Regions from separate parts of the Homo sapiens genome. Here region 1 is linked to region 2. The links are chromatin loops, found by intact Hi-C in ENCODE. Cell type or tissue: spleen. All regions are shown on one strand. Links, peaks and the distances in the headings refer to the core of each region. The heading gives the core; the rest is flanking DNA.

Region 1 (4,479 bases), core at 477-2,976, 790 kb before region 2:
CGATTATAATACTCGATTTACATATCTTAACTCATTTAATCCTCACAACAGGCCTCTAAAAAGATACTATTATTATGATCTCCATTGTAGAGATGACGAAACAGAGAGCTTAAGGTCAGGTAAGCAAACAGCATACTAGCACCATGCCAATGGGTTCTTGATAATCACACCGATAAATAGAAAATCATCTCTAGCTATGGAGCTGGGAATGTACACAAGTAATATTAACATGATAATAATAAAAGTACATAAAAGTATACAGAAATATAAGGAACTATATTTGGTGACAAAAATGATTGACAATATGCAGATGTAAGCATCAGCTCCTGAGACAGTGAGGACTCACTTCTGCAAAGCTGCCTCAGTAAGGCACCAGTACCAGCAGCCCCATAGTGGACAGACACTCATCATCAATTAGTTGTTTTTTTTTTTTTTTTTTTTTGGAGATAGAGTCTTACTCTTTTTGCCCAGGCTGGAGTGCAGTGGTGCCATCTCGGCTCACTGCAACTCCACCTGCCGGGTTTAAGGCATTCTCCTGCCTCAGCCTCCTGAGTAGCTGTGATTATAGGCATGCTCCATCATACCCGCTAACTTTTGTATTTTCACTAGAGACGGGGTTTCACCATGTTGGCCAGGCTGGTCTCAAACTCCTAACCTCAAGTGACCTGCCCGCCTCGGCCTCCCGAAGTTCTGGGATTACAGGCATGAGCCACCACACCCGTTCATCATCAATTAGATTTTGAAAGCAAGAACATAATGCCAAATCAAGCTGTCATAGCTGCCCGGGCTAACCTTGCACCTTAACCATCCTAAACCCCTAGCAAACAGACCCCACCTCATATGAGGTATCCCACAGGCCATCTAATACACATTTTTCTTCCAAAGATGACTTAGGCTATATTAGGCACTAAATGACTACTGTATGCTAATAATACTTTTTTGCTTTGCTGAATTTTGATATTCCTTGATTTTAATGTTCTGACTAGCAACACACTGCTTTCTACATTTCAGTATTCTCAATGGTAAGTAAAACACAATGTATTTTTCTTTCTATGTACAGCTAAAGGAGAAACAGTGTTAGAATATAAGCTCTACCATTTATAGTCTCGATAGGTTATAATGGCCAAAAATGAAGAAGGAAAATACGCTCTGGCCCCAAATTGTATTTCATGTTTTTATGTTTATTGCTAATTTGGGAAACAAGTCTTCTCTAACTTTGCGTACATTAAAAACATATTAACACAAAAGAATGGCCTTTAAAGCAAATCACTAGTTCTATTCCCTTCAAAGACATTTGATTTAGCATCATAAATGGCAAAAAAACTTTGGCAAAATGAAAGTCAGAGAGACTTACATCAATATGAGCTGTCTTGGGTTCATCTGAATTCAGAATTGGAAGAACTTCTGGAAGTGAATTCACTCGCCTACGAGAGCTTGGCTCTTGGATCTCCACTGAGGCAGTTATGGGAATGGGACGCAGTTTATCTCTGATATTATCCTGCATGAAAAGCATGCAGTCAGAGTTAAGTGGGGTGTACATGCTATTGGGGAATTCCAAAACAATGATTTTGTATTGATTAAGAGGTTGCCAGAATAAATTTCAGAAATCTGTATATCACCATATAACCTTTTTCTGTCCTCTTCATAAAACAGATGTGACCATCTGCAGCCCTCACCTGTAGCCACAGGGTTTCCTCCATGCACACTTTCTGTTTCTGCCTCTTCAGAGTTAGTTCTTGAGTATATTTGGGCTCAGAACCTTGGTTTCGAAACTGAACTCTTGAGGATAGCCCAGATTTTCTTCTTTCTTTTTCAGCTTCAAGTGTGCCCACAATTGCTAGATAAAATTAAAATCATATTAACGTAAGTGCATTCATGCACAATCCAGCCACAAGCATGTTGAACTCCTTTTAAGATTTTAATTCCTTGTAGAAAACATTGCCATTGTTTCTCTTCATATTTCCTGGTAATATGCATTTGCACAATTGTGATGGTTCAAATCAAGCTGTCTTTTCCTTCCTTTTGCTGTTAACAATGTTTCAAAGTTAAATTTTCATTGTGCCACCTGGGGGAGCTCAAGAATAAGTTAAAACCTTTCAGCAGCAGCAGTTATTAAGAATCAGTTTCTGGCTGAAGTTCATGAACCCACAGAATACTAACGATAAGCAGAGGAACCCAACACTCCCCCGAGCACCTAAACTGATTTTCTCCCTTTAAACCAGTCAATGCTTATTCAAGTGGCCTCGTGCCTTTGCTATCTGGGAAAGATCTCTAGAACAGCAGCATCTCCTGAGGGCCTGTGAGGATGCAGAACCTCAGGCCCAGTCACACCTACGGAAGCAGAATCTGCTTTATTAATAACAGCATCACCAGATGATTCTTATACGTATTAAAGTTTTAAGAAGCACTGATAAAGGATAGTTGTCTAAACAGAGGAATAATATATTTTAGAGATGGAGAAGTCTTTCGACAGTAGGATGAGACCTTTACCTTAACAAATAAAAAAGAGGATGGGCACAGTGAATTCTGCCTGGCATCCCAGCACTCTGGGAGGCCAAGGTGGGTGGATCACCCGAAATCAGGAGTTTGAGACCAGCCTGACCAACATGGTGAAATCCTGTCTCTACTAAAAATACAAAAATTAGCTGGGCTTGGTGGCGCATGCCTGTAATCCCAGCTACTCGGGAGGCTGAGGCAGGAGAATCGCTTGAACCCAGGAGGCAGAGGTTACAGTGAGCTGAATTCATGCCATTGCACTCCAGCCTGGGCAACAAGAGCAAAACTTTCTCAAAAAAATAATAATAAAGATAAAAAAGAATTACAAGGTAAATTATATATTTTTGAGTGGATGGAGGGCCTGTCGGTCAGCATAATATAGCTCCCACAACCAAACTGCCTACCTTGCACTGGGCTAGAAGGCACAGCCTGTTCTTGATAACCTACACTAATGGAACCTGGAGGGAAGCTAGGATGTGGATGATCAGAATCTCATTTTTTTACTTCAGAACGCATTCTTTGTTGGTTCATTAGATGTGGCTGCTAACTTTGTTTTTCATGGGCCAATACTTAAATTACTTACATTCATTAAGCAGTCACTAACCATCAAAAGGGAAAGCAAACCAAAGTGTGCAGAGGGCTGGAGAAGGCAATCTCCAGGACAAAAATCTGCTACAGAAAACACAGAAAATGAATAACTCACATTCTAATATTCACTTTAGAGTTGGAAGAGACCTTTTCTGGGGAGGCTTGGGGTCATACTGAGAGGGACAGAAGCAGCACCAGCTTCTGAGTCTCTATCACAAACACAAAAGGCGATTGCTTTCTACAGGGTCTTAGATGCCCAGGTCTCACTTGCCTCCTAACCACCGCAGGAGTCACTCCTTCCCTCAGCCAGCTGTCTTTCCCTTCTTTTCCCTTCCACCTCCCAGCAGTGTTGGCCTGCTTGGCTAAGCCCTCCCTTCCCCTTCAGATTTCAGCTTGGACCTCACCTCCTCCAGGAAGCCTGTCCTGGCCTCTCTTCGCGATCCTAGAGTATTCCATCTCTCCAGTCTCTACATTTAAGCCCACTACGCTGTGATTTCCTGATTGTCTCCCACAGTGGGGCAAAGCCGAGGACAAGGATCACATCAGTCTTATTCCCCACCACAGTCCCCAGCAACTAGCACAACACCTGATAGACATATGATTTATGGAACAGATGAACAGAAGTGGCAGTAACTGGTTCCCCACTTGCACACACATGCGCACACACACGATGTGACATTCTTATGCTGAATGTGAGCTATTCAGAACAAAATTTAGAAACACTGACAGTTTCAATAGTAATTTTTGTGTCCATCTGGAGAATTCTTAAATGTCACAGCTGCCAAATGGAATGCTCCCCCATTTTAGGCCTCTGCAGCCTTGACATCATCCATTTATAAGTGACCTGCTAGCTTCACAATGAACCAGATAAAGGCTCACACGCTGAGTGCCCCTCACAGCAAAAGTGCCCCTCACAGCAAAAGTATGGGAGGTGTGGGTGCAGGAAAACCGTTTATCTGCCAAATTCACTCTAACCTTCCCTAACCCTCCAGACAGTCCACATCATCTTAAAATCTTTGCAGGCCACCTTTGCTAACTGCTTGAGGGGCAAGCCAAGTAGAACACTCATTACGGCTCAATTATAGATATCTATATGTATGGAACACCACATCTGAGGACTGCTGAGCTAAAATAGCCCAGTCAAACAATAAGCTCACATTCTTGGCTACTGGGAGAAGATTTTAGATGTATTAACTTATGTAGCTTTGTAGAAGTTCTGTCTTAGTTCATTTAGAATTTACTGTGGAAGTAAAAGCAATGAAAGCAAATGTTCTTTGAATGTCTTCAAAGGAAAGTTCCACCCATAAAAGGCCATCCATAAACACTTGGTTAATGGAGTAGCTACATAACATAAAAGTAATACACATGGCATCAAATGCTGTGCTACAGCTAGGA
Region 2 (4,996 bases), core at 1,427-3,926:
ATGAGATTTTCTTGCCAAAAAAGTTCAGCCTAAAGTGAATCAAGCTTCTTTTCTTTTCTTTTCTTTTCTTTTCTTTTCTTGAGATAGGGTCTTGCTGTGTCGCTCAGGCTAGAGTTCAGTAGTGCGATCATGGCCAGCACCTTGACCTTGCAAACTCAATTGATCCTCCCACCTCAACCTCCACAGTAGCTAGGACTACAGGTGCCTGCTATCATGCCTGGCTAATTTTGTTTTTCTTTTTTTTTTTTTGTAGAGACAGGGTCTTGCCATGTTGCCCACGCTAGTCTTGAACTCCTGGGCTCAAGTGATCCACCTACCTCAGCCTCCCAAATATCTTTCTTCGTTCTTCCTTTCTCTCTCATATCCCAAAGTAATGGGATGACAGGTGTGAACCACCACACACAGTTCGAATTAGATCAAAATTGAGCTTTTAAATCTAACTTCCAGTTTAAAGGAAATATAAGGGATAAAAGCTAAATGTGAGAATGCCATCAGACAAACCCAGGAGGGGAGACAGTCTACAAACCAATTGGCCCACCCTCTTCAACAAGTAGATATCATGAGGCAAAAAGTAGTATGTGTGTGGAGAATATTCAAGATTTTTAAAAATTAGGAAGGGTGTAGTGGCTCATGCCTGTAATCCCAGCACCTTGGGAGGCCAAGGCAGGAGGATCGCTTTGAGCCCAGGAGTTCAAAGCCAGCCCTGGCAACATAGTGAGACCCCATCTCTATAAAAAAAAACAAAAACAAAAACAAAACAAAAAAATTAGTTGGGCATGGTGGTGTGCACCTATGTTCCCAGCTACTTGGGAGGCTGAGGTGAGAGGATCGCTTGAGCCTGGGAGGTTGAGGCTATAACAAGCCATGGTTGCACCACTGCATTCCAGCCGAGGTGACAGAGCAAGACCTTGTCTCAAAAATAATAATAATAATAATAATTAAGAAAAATAAAAACATATAGCAATGCAATGTATGTATGGTACAGCAACACTTTGGAGGGAAACAAACTAAATTTCTTGAGGAAAGAAAAATGTTTGTGAACCTAGGACTATTTTGTAAAAGGAACAAAGGGGGTGATTTTCTGTATCAGAAATTAGAATATAATACAAAGGTGCAGTAATTAAAACTGGGTTGTGTAGAACCAAACAAATAGATTCATAGTGAAAATAGAGAGCCCAGAAATGCCCATAAATATATGGGAATTTACTGTATGACAAAGTTGGCATCGGACTTCAGTGGGGGAAAAGATAGACTAACAAATGGCACTGAGAAAATTAGCTACCTATATAGAGAAAAATTAGGTTGGATCCCTACCTCATACTATTTTTAAAAATATAACCCAAATATCTACATGTGAAGGGTAAAACTATAAAATTAATAGGAAAAACATAGAAGAATATATTTGCATCCACAATGTAGGAAACAATTTCTTTTTAAAAAAGACCAAAAGCACACAAAAAAGGGTTATACAGGTTGAGTATCCCTTACCCAAAATGTTTGGGACCAAAGGTGACAGATTATTTTGGATTTTTGACTATTTGCATTATACCTAGCAGTTCAGTATCCTAACTTAAAAATCTGAAATCTGAAATTCTCTAATCAGTATTTCTTTTGAGTGTCATGTTGGTGCTTAAAGTGTTTCAGATTTTGGGGCATTTTGAATGCTGAATTTTTGGATTAGGAATACTTAGCCTGTAATTGCTAGATTTGATCATATCAAAATGAAGGATTTGATCATATCAAAATAGAGGATTCTGTTCAATGAAGAATATTATAAGCAGTTAACAGATTAGAAGGGTTTTTAAAAAGACTAAAACAGACAAAAGTCCTCCCTAAAATATACAAAATACACAAAGAATGCCTATACATCAGAAGATAAAGAACCTCAATCATAGTAAATGGGGAGAAGGACATGAATATGCAGTTCACAGAAGGGAAAACTTGAATGGTTAAAAGATATATAAAGAGGTGGTCAACCTCACTGTAATCAGATAAATGTATATTAAAACATTTTGGTGTACCACTTTATACTCATCAAGTTAGCAAAAATTAGAAAGCTGGATAATATCCAGTCATCATGTGAATATGGTAAAGCAGTTACTTTTTCATGCACTGGTAGCGGGCGGGTAAACTTTGTAGCCATTCTGGAGAGTGACACGCAGAACCTAATTAAGCTAAGTCTTATATACAATAACATAGCAAGTAAATTCTTGGGGATACACCCCAGAGAAAGTATTCCACAGTCCTCAAGGGAAAAAACACATATTTTTTGCAGTGTTGCTTATGATAGTAAAGCAAAGAGACAAAAGGAAACTGAGTGCATAGCACTGGGGGAATGGATAAGTAAAATGTGGTACATAATAGGATATTATATATTAGAAATAAATGACTAAATACGTATATAGCAACATGGAATAAACAAAAGACATACAGCACTATGCCATTTATATATATAAAGTATATATACACAGAGATATGTGAAACCTTGAAAAACAGAGGATAATCTGAAGGATGTATGTTAAAAATTCAAAAGTGGGCCGGGCATGGTGGCTAACACCTGTAATCCAAGCACTTTGGGAGGCCGAAGAAGGCGGATCATGAGGTCAGGAGTTCGAGACCAGCCTGGCCAACGTGGTGAAAGCCCGTCTCTACTAAAGATACAAAAAATTAGTCAGGTGTGGTGGCACGTGCCTGTAATCCCAGCTACTTGGGAGGCTGAGGCAGGAGAATCGCTTAAACTCGGGAGGTGGAGGTTGCAGTGAGCTGAGATCACGTGATTGCACTACAGCCTGGGCGACAGGGCAAGACTCCGTCTCAAAAAAAAAACCAAAAACCAAACAAATAAACAAACAAAAACTGCAAAAGTGGTCACTTAATGCATTAGTGGGAATGAGAATGGAATTAGAGATGAGAAATGAGGGACACATACACAAACCCTAAAGAATGGTCTTTCAAGAATTAATGATGGAGATGGGCCATTGATACAGTTTGGACATCCCCTCCAAATCTCTTGTTGAGATGTAATCCCCAGTGTTGGAAGTGGGGCCTAGTGGGAGATGTTTGGGTCATGGAGGCGGATCCCTCACGGTTTTGTTTAAAACTGTGTGGCACCTCCCCCCACCTCTTGCTCTTGCTCACTGCATGAGACATGCTGACGCCCCTTTGCCTTCTGCCATGATTAGAAGCTTCCTGAGGCCTTGCCACAAGAAGCCAGCAACATACTTCCTGTAAAGCTTGCAGAGCCATGAGCCAATTAAACCTCTTTTCTTTTTTTTTGAGACGGAGTTTCACTCCTGTTGCCCACACTGGAGTGCAATAGCCAGATCTCAGCTCACCACAACCTCTGCCTCCCAGGTTCAAGCAATTCTCCTGCCTCAGCCTCCTGAGTAGCTGGGATTACAGGCATGCGCCACCACGCCCACCTAATTTTGTATTTTTAGTAGAGACGGGGTTTCTCCGTGTTGGTCAGGCTAGTCTTGAACTCCCGACCTCAGGTGATCCGCCCACCTCGGCCTCCCAAAGTGCTGGGATTACAGGCGTGAGCCACCCCACCCAGCCACCTCTTTTCAAGTTACCCAGCCTCAGTATTTCTTTATAGCAACACAAAGAACTAACCCAGCCATAAATTAAGAAATATGAACACTTTAGGGGTGGGTGGATCATGAGGTCAGGAGTTCGAGACCAGCCTGGCCAATATGGTGAAACCCTGTCTCTACTAAAAGTACAAAAATTAGCTGGCGTGGTGGCACAAGCCTGTAGTCCCAGCTACTCAGGAAGCTGAGGCAGAAGAATCGCTTGAACCCAGGAGGTGGAGGTTGCAGTGAGCCGAGATTGTGCCACTGCACTCCAGCCTGGGAGAGTGAGTGAGACTCAGCCTCAAAAAAAAAAAAAGAAGAAAGAAATATGAACAAGTGAGTTCAGTGAAACTAAAGTCTTAAGAAGAACATAAAAGAAAAAAAATCCTATAGGAGAAAAACAAAAGCCAAAGCACAGAAAAAAAAGGTAACTCAAACAAAGGCTAACAAGCAACTTGGTTTAGTTACAAGAAATTAAGTGTTCTGATTCATTTACTTTTAAAATTGCATGTTCAACATAAGCTTATTGAATAAATACATAAAATTAATATACTTCAGTCTTCAAATTCTACAAGAAAAGGAAAATGAGCTGAAAGAAATAACAATGAAGCTGACCATGAGAGTAGCCAGCCTTTTCATCTTGAAACCTTTTAGAAATATCAGCTCTAAGGACAGTTATGTTGCAGTTTCACAACAAGCATAGAGCATTTACAATCTCCAGTATTTGTCCCCTGGACTAGATAAAATTAGCCCACCAACTAGCCCTAAAATGTTAGGTCTCTAAAGGATAAAGGCCATGTTAAACTAAAATACTACATAATAGCACCCAGCACAGAACTATTTTAAGTAAGCATTTGTTCCTGATATGTAACTAGATTGTCCTGTGTACCTCTACTATTTCAGCTTTTTTGGTCTAGTACAGTTATCAAAATGAATAACCCAGAAAAATAATAAGATTAAGTCAAATCACTTCGAAAATAAGCCACAAAATTATCTCCCTTATTAGCATTAACAGCAGAAGGCTATAAGCTTATCCTTCCACTCCTGTACCTTTGAATACTAATATATTTTGCATTCTAACAATATAAGTCTGATTGTATCTCTCGCTAATCTCCAGAAAGGAATATAGAGTTCAGATCAGGAATCCTAGTTATCTTTGAGCTTAACACAGTATGGCACATAAAACTTGCTTAACCAATGTTTGTTGAAATAAATTACTGATTTAATAAGAGAAGTCAATTGGTAGTTCAGTATATGTTAATAATTACTCTTGCAGCTCTTTTGAACAAATAAAATAACCATGTACTAGCATATCTGAAAAAAAGACAATTCCAAATAAAAGATTAATAATTTTAGAGACACAAGGAAAATATGTAAAATATATCAAGTCAATCCACTCAGCTATGTCTGAGCTGAACAGA

Evidence for each region. A loop is a pair of places that touch in the nucleus more often than their neighbours do. Peaks named below come from ENCODE experiments on the same cell type or tissue, not always from the same donor. Only the 100,000 strongest peaks of a DNase experiment are listed, where the experiment ranks them.
Region 1: it touches region 2 in a loop (5-fold over the local background); 8 of 110 quality-filtered maps call a loop at or near these places.

What each region holds. Positions count from the first base shown.
Region 1 is chr2:172,482,140-172,486,618 of GRCh38, reverse strand. It overlaps ITGA6 (integrin subunit alpha 6), which reads right to left. Exons shown (of 26, transcript NM_000210.4): 12 at 1,677-1,837; 13 at 1,355-1,498. All of the region lies in intron 3 of PDK1-AS1 (PDK1 and ITGA6 antisense RNA 1), which reads left to right. Among named protein-coding and RNA genes, the nearest start is that of ITGA6-AS1, 18 kb to the right of the region's middle. In spleen, for the core only: a CTCF peak has its summit at 2,037; no DNase peak of the experiment used is centred there; H3K27ac peaks cover 105 bases.
Region 2 is chr2:171,692,938-171,697,933 of GRCh38, reverse strand. The region is part of intron 3 of DYNC1I2 (dynein cytoplasmic 1 intermediate chain 2); the gene reads right to left. Among named protein-coding and RNA genes, the nearest start is that of DYNC1I2, 8.0 kb to the right of the region's middle. In spleen, for the core only: no CTCF peak of the experiment used is centred there; no DNase peak of the experiment used is centred there.